4 separate regions of the Homo sapiens genome follow, and all the other regions are linked to region 1. Evidence: chromatin contacts called from ENCODE Hi-C or POLR2A ChIA-PET data. All regions are on one chromosome and are shown on one strand. The core of a region is the stretch at or near the end of the contact, and the rest is flanking DNA. Distances in the headings are between cores, read along the strand shown. Region 1 holds the start of ZNF600 (zinc finger protein 600). Region 2 holds the start of ZNF765-ZNF761 (ZNF765-ZNF761 readthrough). Region 3 holds the start of ZNF845 (zinc finger protein 845). Region 4 holds the start of ZNF766 (zinc finger protein 766).

The links. A loop is a pair of places that touch in the nucleus more often than their neighbours do. ChIA-PET counts read pairs that join two places held with the same protein, here RNA polymerase II (POLR2A). Pooled maps may share reads with other maps.
Region 2: a loop to region 1 is called in a pooled map, with 7 times the contacts of the local background. The contact joins the promoter of ZNF765-ZNF761 here to the promoter of ZNF600 in region 1. A Hi-C loop is called at or near these places in 5 of 50 pooled maps.
Region 3: a pooled map shows a loop between it and region 1 (24-fold over the local background). The contact joins the promoter of ZNF845 here to the promoter of ZNF600 in region 1. A Hi-C loop is called at or near these places in 1 of 37 single-sample maps with no recorded cell type and 10 of 50 pooled maps.
Region 4: a map of B cell shows a loop between it and region 1 (18-fold over the local background). The contact joins the promoter of ZNF766 here to the promoter of ZNF600 in region 1. A Hi-C loop is called at or near these places in 1 of 168 maps with a recorded cell type or tissue (B cell) and 9 of 50 pooled maps. POLR2A ChIA-PET finds 5 or more read pairs at or near these places in 1 of 52 experiments (activated B cell).

The regions. Positions count from the first base shown.
Region 1 is chr19:52,785,470-52,788,100 of GRCh38, forward strand. It overlaps ZNF600 (zinc finger protein 600), which reads right to left and starts at 1,322. Exons shown (of 6, transcript NM_001321866.4): 1 at 1,126-1,322. RefSeq lists enhancers at 282-1,140, 1,141-1,998 and a silencer at 1,331-1,480.
Region 2 is chr19:53,393,841-53,396,471 of GRCh38, forward strand. ZNF765-ZNF761 (ZNF765-ZNF761 readthrough) reads left to right here and starts at 1,309. Exons shown (of 13, transcript NM_001350496.2): 1 at 1,309-1,353. ZNF765 (zinc finger protein 765) reads left to right here and starts at 1,309. Exons shown (of 4, transcript NM_001040185.3): 1 at 1,309-1,353. RefSeq lists a silencer at 1,179-1,378.
Region 3 is chr19:53,332,499-53,335,129 of GRCh38, forward strand. It overlaps ZNF845 (zinc finger protein 845), which reads left to right and starts at 1,251. Exons shown (of 4, transcript NM_138374.3): 1 at 1,251-1,294. RefSeq lists enhancers at 367-1,231, 1,330-1,379, 1,650-1,739 and a silencer at 1,040-1,259.
Region 4 is chr19:52,268,252-52,270,882 of GRCh38, forward strand. ZNF766 (zinc finger protein 766) reads left to right here and starts at 1,336. Exons shown (of 4, transcript NM_001010851.3): 1 at 1,336-1,380. The coding sequence starts at 1,363. It overlaps LOC124904763 (a long non-coding RNA gene), which reads right to left. Exons shown (of 4, transcript XR_007067331.1): 4 at 993-1,990. RefSeq lists enhancers at 1,077-1,622, 1,545-1,839, 2,273-2,342 and a silencer at 1,133-1,362.

The sequences.
Region 1 (2,631 bases), core at 72-2,571:
AACTCCGGACCTCAGGTGATCCACCCGCCTCAGCCTCCCAAAATGCTGGGATTACAGGCATGACCCACAGCGCCCGGTCCTTATTTAACCTCTTGTTGTTCTTTCTCCCCAATCTTTCAATCTTCCTCAATGTCTATATATTACAGCCTCTTCTCTTATCTCTCCGTCTCCTCTGCTCTCCCTATTAAATTCTCTCTTCCCTGTTATACCCCTCTGTCCCCACTCTCCAGCACCTCAGATCCCCAGGTGTCCTCCCTGCTGTGGTTCTCCATCTGTTCTTGCCACCAGCACCACTCTGCTCTGTCTGCCCTGGCTCCAAATCCCTCCTCCTCTCCCTCACTCTGGTGAGCCTCCCTCTTTGCTGCCCCTCTCCCTACCTTGCTGTCCTTCATCTTTCTGTACATCTAGCTTTTCTCTACATTTCTCCAGTTGCTTTTCTCCTCCTGCTTTCTTAGTTTTTTTTCTTTCACTTTTGCTGTCTCTTGGCAAATTCCTAACCCATCCTCTACTTTGCCATCTGTTATGGGCCTTTCTCATTCTTCTTTTCTCTGTCTCTGGTTTTCTACTGCTCTCTCAGTCCCTCTCTCTATCTCCTGATCCCTTTGGCCCAGGCGGGTTTGGAGTAATCACAGGCGGGTTTGGAGTAAGACGCCTGCATCCCGTAGAAGCGCATTTTCCAGGGGGTGGAGCTGGACAGGAAAGAACACCTGGTATCATAGGACAAGCCCCTGCGACCCACCCCAACCCTGGCTCAGGGGAAGCGAAGACTTGGGGAGCAGCAGGGCCCGGCACCAGGAGGGACGTGGTGGGCGACGGCACCCTAAGACAAAGGTGGGACCTGCAGGATCCCAGGACCAGGCAGAGGACGCAGCCTCCCCGGGGCTGGGGCCGGGGCGCCGCGCTCCAGGTGCCAACTGGGGCGAGGCTGGGAGGCGCCCAGGGCTGGAATCCACCTCGCGGGTGAGGACTTTAAAAAGCACGGGGCGGGAATAGTCAGAAAAATGTTTTGAGCAGGAAAAATACGCGATAGGAAGTGTATACATTGCCCTATAGCAGAAAGACCGGGGACGGGACCAGCCTCCGAGCGACTTCAAACCCAAAAGCAAGCAACTTCCAGACTCTTACCGGGACGTCTCAATTTGCTCTGGGTGAAGGGAAGACAGGCGAGAATTTCCAGGTCCGTGGGGATCCCACGTCCCAGGGGCAGAAGCGCCGGGGACCTGGGAAGTGCAGACTTAATCCAAGGCAGAGCAAAACTCACGCGCCGTGGTAGGACCTTCACTCCACGCGATCCGCTTCCGGGTTTGTGCGCGCCCAGGACTGAAGCCAGGCCGGGGCAGGTTGGCTGGACCTGGGCGGGGTAGAGGCGGGGCCCCAGGCGGAGAGACCTTGCCCTTTAGAACCGGCAGAGGGAGGGCCCGGGGCGGGACCTGTGCTTCTCAGCCTCGCACTCAGCGCCTCTGTTTTTCGAGTTTTTGGAGGCGACAGCGGCCAGGAAGGCTGAGGCATGATTCAAAAGCCCTGGAATTATCTGGAACGGGAATGCAAACTAGAATGTGAAATGCAAAGCCCTGCCAGGGCGGAACATACGATTTCATGCTGATGGCCCACAGAACAGAACAGAAATCCTCTCCCTTTCTATTCTCCATTCACTCAGGAGGGAGGGTCCACCCCGTGCTCAGCTTCAAAGTGTTCCCTAGGGCCTCCGCCTGGGATGCGGGACGGAGAGCTCAGGCCAGGGAGGAGTGAGGTCACCACCTGCTGCCTAAACACAGCAGGGATGCGGGCACGAGGCGGAAGCCTGAGGTCCCAGCTACTCAGGAAGCAGCGGCGGGAGAATCCCTGAACCTGGGGGTCCAGGCCATCCTGGGCGACAAAGTAACACCCCCTAACTGCAGGGTCCTCTTCCTGATCTCTCTCTCGCTCTTTTACTTTTTTTTTTTTTTTTTTTTTTTGAGACGGAGTCTCGCTGTGTCGCCCAGGCTGGAGTGCAGTGGCACGATTTTGGCTCACTGCAAGCTCCGCCTCCCGGGTTCACGCCCTTCTCCTGCCTCAGCCTTTCGAGTAACTGGAACTACAGGAGCCCGCCTAACCCAAACAAAAACAAGACCGGGCGCGCTGGCTCACACCTGTAATCTCAGCACTTTGGGAGGCTGAGGCGGGCAGATCATGAGGTCAGGAGATCGAGACCATCCTGGCTAACACAGTGAAACCCCATCTCTACTAAAAAATACAAAAAAATTAGCCAAGCGTGGTGGTGGGTGCCTGTAATCCCAGCTACTAGGGAGGCTGAGACAGGAGAATGGAGTGAACCCGGGAGGCGGAGCGTGCAGTGAGCCAAGATCGTGCCACTGCACTCCAGCCTGGGCGACAGAGCGAGGCTACGTCTCAAAAAAAAAAAAGAAAAAGAAAAAGAAAAAGAAATATCTCCCCTAGTTTGTCTCCTTTTCCAGAATTTACCAGATACCAGTACACAGATACCAGTGCATACATTAATGTATGACTTTCATACATAGATTCTCTGATCTGATCCACAAAGAGCTAAATGTGCATCCAGATGTGGCCCCTGAACAATCCCTGCTGCCCAATATCACTGACACCTTGGGGTCCACACCCCATCTCCATCCATCT
Region 2 (2,631 bases), core at 59-2,558, 610 kb after region 1:
TGAAAACATGTACTTAATGGGTTGTATAGAACTGTGAAGTGTCTTTCTCTTTTTTCAACCTCTTAGCTCTTTGCCTCTATTTCCCATCACATTCTGGTCTAAGGCTTACTTATTAATAAAATGGTGTTTATTTCTTTCTCTATTATCGTCATGGAGATGTTTTGTCATTTGGGGGAAGATTTTTTTGTTTCGTTTTCAATTGTATTTTCTTAACAATTAGAAAGTGAAGTAAAAAGTATTTGGCCAGGCGCGGTGGCTCCCGCCTGTGATCCCAGCACTTTGAGGAGGCCCAGGCAGGTGGATCCCTTAAAGTCAAGAGTTTGAGACCACACTGGCCAACATGGTGAAACTCGTCTACAAAAATACAAAAATTAGCCGGGCATGGTGGCACGCGCCTGTAATTGCAGATACTCTGGAGGCTGAGGCAGGGGAATCGCTGAAACCCAGGAGGCAGAGGCTGCAGTGAGCCGAGATCCCATCACGGCACTCTAGCCTGGGCGACAGAGAAATACTCTGTCTCAAAACAAAAGAAATAAGTAAATAAATAAAGGAATAAATCTCTTCCAAAAATGTGCTGAGGCAACTAACTGGATATCCACATGGAAAAGAATACTGTTAGATCCCTATCTCACACAATCAAACTCTTATTTTAAAACGTTTAAAAAAAAAGGAAAAAAAAGAGAGAGTGACGAGGAAGGGAGCCCTGCGGGAGGGGGTGTTACATTGTCGCCCAGGCTGGCCTGGACCCCCAGGCTCAGCAATCCTCCCGCCGCTGCTTCCTGAGTAGCTGGGACCTCAGTCTCCCGCGCCCGCGCCCACATCCCTGCTGTGTTTATCCAGAAGGTGGTGACCTCACTCCTCGCTGGCCTGAGCATTCCGTCCCACATCCCAGGCGGTGGCCCTAGGGAAGTCTCTGCAGCTGAGCACAGGGTGGACTCTCCCTCCCAAGTGAATGGAGACTGGAAAGGGAGAGGATTTCTATTCTGTTTTGTGGGCTGTCAGCATGAAATCGTACGTTCCATCCAGGCAGGGCTTTGCATTTTACATTCCAGTTTGCATCCCCGTTCCAGACAATTCCAGGGCTTTTGAATCATGCCTCAGCCTTCCTGGCCGGTCTCGCCTCCAAAACCCGAAAACTGAGGCCCTGGGAGCCAGGCTGAGAGACTCACAGGTCCCGCCACAGCCCCGCCCTCTGTCGGTTCTAAAGGGTAAAGTCTCTCTGCCCCGCCCCTACCTCGCCCAAGCCCGCCCACCTCCTCGCGGGTCCCGCCCAGGCCTGGCTTCTTTCCTGCGCGCGCAGCTTCGCGCAGACCCGGAAGCGGACGGCGTGGAGTGACTATCCCACCGCCGCGGGTGAGTTTCGCTCTGTTTTGTATTAAGTCTGTGCTTCCCAGGTCCCTGGCGCTTCTGTACCTGGGGCGTGGGGTCTCCACTAACCTGGAAATTCTCAGCCGTCTTCCTTCACCCAGAGCAAGTTGAGACGACCCCGTGAGAGTCCGGGGGTCGCTTCCTTTTGGGTTTAAGGTCCCCCTGAGGCTGGTCCCGTCCCGGGTGTTTCTGCTATAGGGCAATGTATACACTTTCTATCACGTAGTTTTCCTGCTCTGAAACTTTTTCTGACTCCTCCCGTCCCGCGCTTTTTAAAGTCCTCACCCGAGAGGTGAATTCCCTCCCTGAGCGCCTCCCAGTCTCGCCCTCGTTGGCAGCTGGACGCAGCGCGGCGGCCCCAGCCCCAAGGAGGCCGCGTCCTCTGTCTGGTCCTGGGATCCTGCAGACCCCACCCTTGTCTTAAGGCGCCGTGGCGCCGCCGCCTCCCTCCTTTTGCGGGCCCTACTGCTCCCCAGGTTCGCCTCCACAGTCACTGCTTTCCCTGAGCCCGAGTTAGGGAGGTGCCCGGGGCCTGTCCTGTGACACGGGGTGTTCTTGCCTGCCCAGCTCCAGCCCCTGGAAAATGCGCTCCCCCGGGATGCAGGCGTTTTGCTCCAAACCCTCCTGTGTCTTATCCAAAGCCTCCGGTGCTTGTGTAGGCTAAAGGGATCAGGAGACAGACGTAGAGCAGTAGAAAACCTGAGACAGAAAAGAAGAATAAAAAAGACTCATAACAGATGGCAAAGTAGAGGATGGGTGAGGGATTTGCCAGACACAGCAAATGTGGGGGAAAAAAAAAAAAAGGAGGAGAAAAGCAACTGGAGAAATGTAGAGAAAAGGTAGATGTACAGAGAGATGAAGGACAGAGAGCAAGGTAGGGAGAGGGACAGCAAAGAGGGAGGCTCATCAGAGTGAGGGAGAGGAGGAGGGATTTGGAGCCAGGGCAGACAGAGCAGAGTGGTGCTGGTGGCAAGGAGAACAGAGGGAGAAGCACAGCAGGGAGGACACCTGGGGATCTGGGGTGCTAGAGAGTGGGGATGAGGGTATAACAGGGAAGAGAGAATGTAACAGGGAGAGCAGAGGAGGCGCAGAGATGGTGTTGCGGGAAACTAAGTACTAGAGAGACCGGTATGCGGGAGACAGAACGATGTTTATTTAAGGTACGCACCGGCTCAGTGGATTTACATCTAAAAAGCTGAGCATTTCAACAAAGACAGAGTGGGGTTTTTATAAGCAGGCTTACAGAAGCAAAATAAAAGCAGT
Region 3 (2,631 bases), core at 1-2,500, 550 kb after region 1:
CAGTACCCGTATCTCGGTAGGAAATTAAATATTTCAAACATCAAATAATTCCAATGTAAATGTATGGATCTTTAAATAATTCTGAGCCTTGAAAGGAATGTGGTCATGCAAGCTGAGTCCAGTGGTATGCAGGCGCAACTTCTAAGAGTTTTCCTGGCCAGACGCGGTGGCTAACGCCTGTAATCCCAACACTTTGGGAGTCCGAAGCAGGTGGATCACTTGACGTCAGGAGTTCGAATCCAGCCTGGCCAACGTTGTGAAACCCAGTCTCTACTAAAAATACAAAACTATTAGCCAGGCTTGGTGGCGCGCGTCTGTAATCCCAGCTAGTTGGCAGGCTGAGGCAAGAGAACTACTTTAACCCGGGAGGTGAAGGTTGCAGTGAGCCGAGATCTCGCCACTGCACTCCAGCCTGGGTGACAGAGAAATACTCTGTCTCAAAAAAGAAAAGAAAAGAAAAGAAAAATCTAAATATAAAAATGAAAGTAATAGATCTCTTCCACAAATGTGCTGGGACAACTAACTGGATATCCACGTGAAAATGAATAATGTTGGATCCCTAACTCACAAAATCAAAAATTTTATTTAAAGAAATTTTAAAAAAGGAGAGAGAGAGAGACGAGGAAGGGAGCGCTGCCGGAGGAGGTGTTACTTTGTCGCCCAGGCTAACTTGGACCCCCCCCCCGGCTCAGCGATCCTCCTGCCACTGCTTCCTGAGTAGCTGGGACCTCAGGCTTTCGCCCCGCGCCCGCATCTCTGCTGTGTTTAAGCAGTAGGTGGTGACCTCACTCCTCCCTGGCCTGAGCACTCCGTCCCGCATCCCAGGGGGAGGCCCTAGGGAAATCTCTGAAGCTGAGGACAGGGTGGACTCTCCTTTCCCAGTGAATGGAGAATAGAAAGGGAGAGGATTTCTATTCTGTTCTGTGGGCCGTCAGCATGAAATCGTATGTTCCACCCAGGCAGGGCTTTGCATTTCACATTCTAGTTTGCATCCCCGTTTCAGACAATTCCAGGGCTTTTGAATCATGCCTCAGCCTTCCTGTCCGGTCTCGCCTCCAAAGCTCGAAAACAAGAGGCGCTGGGAGCGAGGTTGAGAGACGCACGGGTCCCACCCCGGCCCCGCCTTCTGCCAATTCTAAAGGGGAAGGTCTCTCCGCTTCGCGCCCCGCCCCTACCTCGCTCAGGCCCCGCCTACCTCCCCGCGGGTCCCGCCCAGGCCTGGCTTCTGTCCTGCGCGCGCAGATTCGCGCAAACCCGGAAGCGGATCGCATGGAGTGATGGTCCCACCGCAGCGGTGAGTTTTGCTCTGTGTTGTGTTAAGTCTGCGCTTCCCAAGTCCCCGGCGCTTCTGTACCTGGGACGTGGGGTCCCCATAGACCTGGAAATTCTCACCCGTGTTCCTTCACCTAGAGCAAATTTAGACGTCCTCGTCAGAGTCCAGGGGTCGCTTCCTTTTGGGTTTAAAGTCGCCCTGAGGATGGTCCCTTCCCGAATCTTTCTGCTATAGGGCAATGTATACACTTCCCATCGCGTAGTTTCCCTGCTCAAAACCTTTTTCTGACTCCTCCCGACCCGCACTTTTTAAAGTCCTTACCGCGAGGCGGATTCCCGCCCTTGGCGCCTCCCAGTCTTGTCTTAAGGCGCCGTCGCCCCCCACCTCCCTCCTCGTTCCAGGCCCTTATGCTCCCCAGGTCTCCCCACCGCAGTCACCGCTTACCCTGAGCCCGCGTTGGGGAGGTGCCCGGGGCTGTCCTATGACACCGGGTGTTCTTGCCTGCCCTGCACCAGCCCCTGGAAAATGCGCTCCTCCGGGATGCAGGCGTCTTACTCCAAAGCCCTCCTGTGATTGTGTTGGCCAAAGGGATCAGGAGACTGAGAGAGAGAGCAGTAGAAAACCTGAGACAGAGAAAAGAAGAATGAGAAAGACCATAACAGATGGCAAAGTAGAGGATGAGTGAGGGATTTGCCAAGAGAGAGCAAAAATGAAAAAAACAAAACAAAACAAAAAACAGCAGGAGGAGCAGATCCCAGGGAAAAAGAAAACAAGAGCTAGAGAGAGAAGGGGAGAATGAGAGATATGTACAGAATTAGGGAGGGAAGCACAGTAATGAAGAAAGGGGGGCTGGGCGCAGTGGCTCACGCCTGTAATCCTAGCACTTTAGGAGACTGGGGCAGAGGGATTGCTTGAGTCCAGGAGTTCAAGACCGGCCTGGGCAAAATAGTGAGACCCCCCCCCCCATCTCTGTCAAAAAAAAAAAAAATTTAACTGGGCGTGATGGTGCACACCTGTAATCCCAGCTGCTCTGGAGGCTGAGGCAGGAGGATCACTTGAGCCCAGGAGGTCCAGGCTGCAGTGAGCAGAGATCATGCCACTGCACTCCAGCCTGGTCAACAGAGCAGAGCCTGTCTCAAAAGATTAAAAGGGGTGGGGGACTTTGGGTTCAGATGAGTGGGTGAGTTCATTGGATATGATTAGTTGTGATATGTTGACTTCTGTTTATATAATCTAATAACTTAGAACTTGTTTAAATTATACAGATGATATTGAGAATTTTAAAATTCCTATCTATAAGACACATACATTCTGTAAATCTTGGCATTAGAGGTCAGCTTCCACTTGGAATCCCTATT
Region 4 (2,631 bases), core at 86-2,585, 520 kb before region 1:
GGTCAGGAGTTTGAGACCACCCTGGCCAACATGGCAAAACCCCATCTCTACTAAAAATCCAAAAATTAGCCAGGCGTGGTGGCACGCGCCTGTAATCCCAGCTACTCGAGAGCCTGAGGCAGGAGAATTGCTTGAACCCAGGAGGTGGAGGTTGCAGTGAGCTGAGATCGTGCCATTGCACTCCAGCTTGGATGACAGAGTTAGACTCTGTCTTAAGAAAAAAAAAGTTGGGGGGGTGAGATATCAGAGAAAAGCATACTTATTAGTACCTGTTAATTCAAAAATATTGCCATAAAATTATTGCCGGCAGACGTAAGGCTATTTAAAATTTGATAATCTAGTTTTACTTCTATCAGGGTTCTATAAAAGAATAATCGGCCTACCAAATACACTTAGAATTACTGCAGAGTTATTCTTTAGATCAATAAATACAATTGTCTTCTGAAGACTATTTTAAGGGCTTTGTTATCTACAGGGGCCAGTACATTGAAGAAGAGAAAACAAACAAGATTTAAGAGATTATAATTTTTAAAATAAAAAGTATGTTTACTTATTACTTTCAGAATGCACCTAAAGTGAATCTGAAATTACAGTATTTTTAGAAAATATTGACCTAAGCCTCAGCCTCCCAAGTAGCTGGGATTATAGGCGTGTGCCATCACGCCCGGCTAATTTTTGTATTTTTAGTAGAGACGGGGTTTCTCCATTTTGGTCAGGCTGGTGTCGAACTCCTGACCTCCAGTGATACGACCGCCTCGGCCTCCCAAAGTGCTGGGATTACAGGCGTGAGCAACCGTGCCCGGCCTCTATTGCTTTTTTAAAAGCAATAGCTGGTGACCTGACTTCTCACCGGCCTTAGCACTCCACGCCCCAGATGTGGCCCAGGAAACTCTTTGGAACTCTCTACTCCAGAGTGAATGGGGAATAGAAATGGAGAGGATTTCTATGCTATTCTGTGGGGCGTCAGCGTGAAATTACACATTCTGCACAGGTTGAGTTTGCATATTGTATTTTAGTTTGCATTCCTTTCACAGACAATTTAAGGGATTTTCAATTAAATTTCTAAATTTTAATTGAATTCCTTAATTTTAATTGTGGGAACTTTCCTGGATCCAAACAACAGACGTTGACCCTCCTAGTGAGATCCCAGGTCACAAACCGTGGAGCGGCTCCAGCCTGACTGGCAAGTGTGGCTTGCAAAACGCGGAAAACCGAGACACGCCCAGAGATAGGAGGAGGGAAGTGCAGGCCCCGTCCAATAAGTATTCAGGCCCCGCCCGCCACGTCGCTGGCCACGCCCCGGCCCGGCCTCTCCGTTCGCGCGCAGCCGCCTGCAGACCCGGAAGTGGATGGCGTGGAGATATGGCGCAACTGCGGCGCGTGAGTTTTCCTTTGTTTAGATTAAGTGTTCGCTTAGCGGTGCCCTCACGCTTCTGTACCCGGGATGTGGGGGGCGGTACAGACCTTGAAATCCCCGCACCGCTCTCTCCACCCCGAGTAAATTCATGCGTCCCGTCAGAGTGTTAAAATCGCCCTAGGGCTGGTTCTGTCTCCGGTCGTTCTGCCGTAGGGCTGCGTAGGCAGCTGCTTTCGCGCCGTTTTCCTGCTTAAAACCCTTCAGTGACCCCTCCGCCAGCCCCGCGCCACGTAAAGTCCCCGCCTGCGAGGCGGATCCACGCCCTCCGGGTCCCAAGCCTCGTCCTTGTCGGCCCCTGGGGCGCAGCGCCGCAGCCGCCATTCGGGAGGGGCCGCGTCCTCTGCCTGGTCTGGGGATTCTGCAGACCCCACCCCTGATCTGCCTGCCGCCGTAGTCCTCCTTGGGCCGTTCCCTTCTGTCCCCAGGCCTTTTCGCAGTCACGGCTTCTCCGGATCCTGTGTTGGGGGAGGTGGCCGGGACCTATCTCAGGGCACCCAGTGTTCTTCCGTCCCAAATTCCTCCCATTGGAAACTGTGCTCTTGAGGAGGTGGGTATTTTATTCCAGTCCCCTCCCTGTGAATGTGAAGTGAAAGAGAGATGGAGAGCGAGGTAGAGGAAACAGAAAAATTTAGAGAGAAAATAATGAGGAAGATCCATAACAAGACGGCAACGCAGAGGGAGGGTGAGAGATTTGCAAAGTGAAAGAAGCACCCCAGGAAGTAGCAGGGAGAGAAAAGCAACTCGAGAAATGTAGAGAAAAGTTCTATTTCTAGACAGATGAAGGACAGCAAGGTAGGGAGAGGGGCAGCAAAGCGGGAGGCTCCTCAGACAAAGTTGGGGAGAGGAGGAGGGATTTGGAGCCAGGGCAGACCGAGCAGCGTGGTGCTGGCACAGCAAGAGGGGGCAGCCGGTGACAAGGAGGGCAAAGGGAGAACCACCCCAGAGATCTGGGGTTGCCAGACAGTAGGGACAAGGGGGCGTGACAGAGAAGAGGGAATTTAACAGGAGGAGCACAGATGGGAGAAGAAAGAGGCAGAAATATATGGAGATTGGAGACAATCAAAAGATTGGAGAGAAAGAGCAACAAGAGGAAAAAAATTGCAAGATGGAGCAGATGAAGTGGAAAAGAAGGAATAGAGGGAAGAAGGGGAGAAACTGCGGGAGAGGAGAGGGGCTCAAAATCTCGGCTCACTGCAACCTTAGCCTCCTGAGTT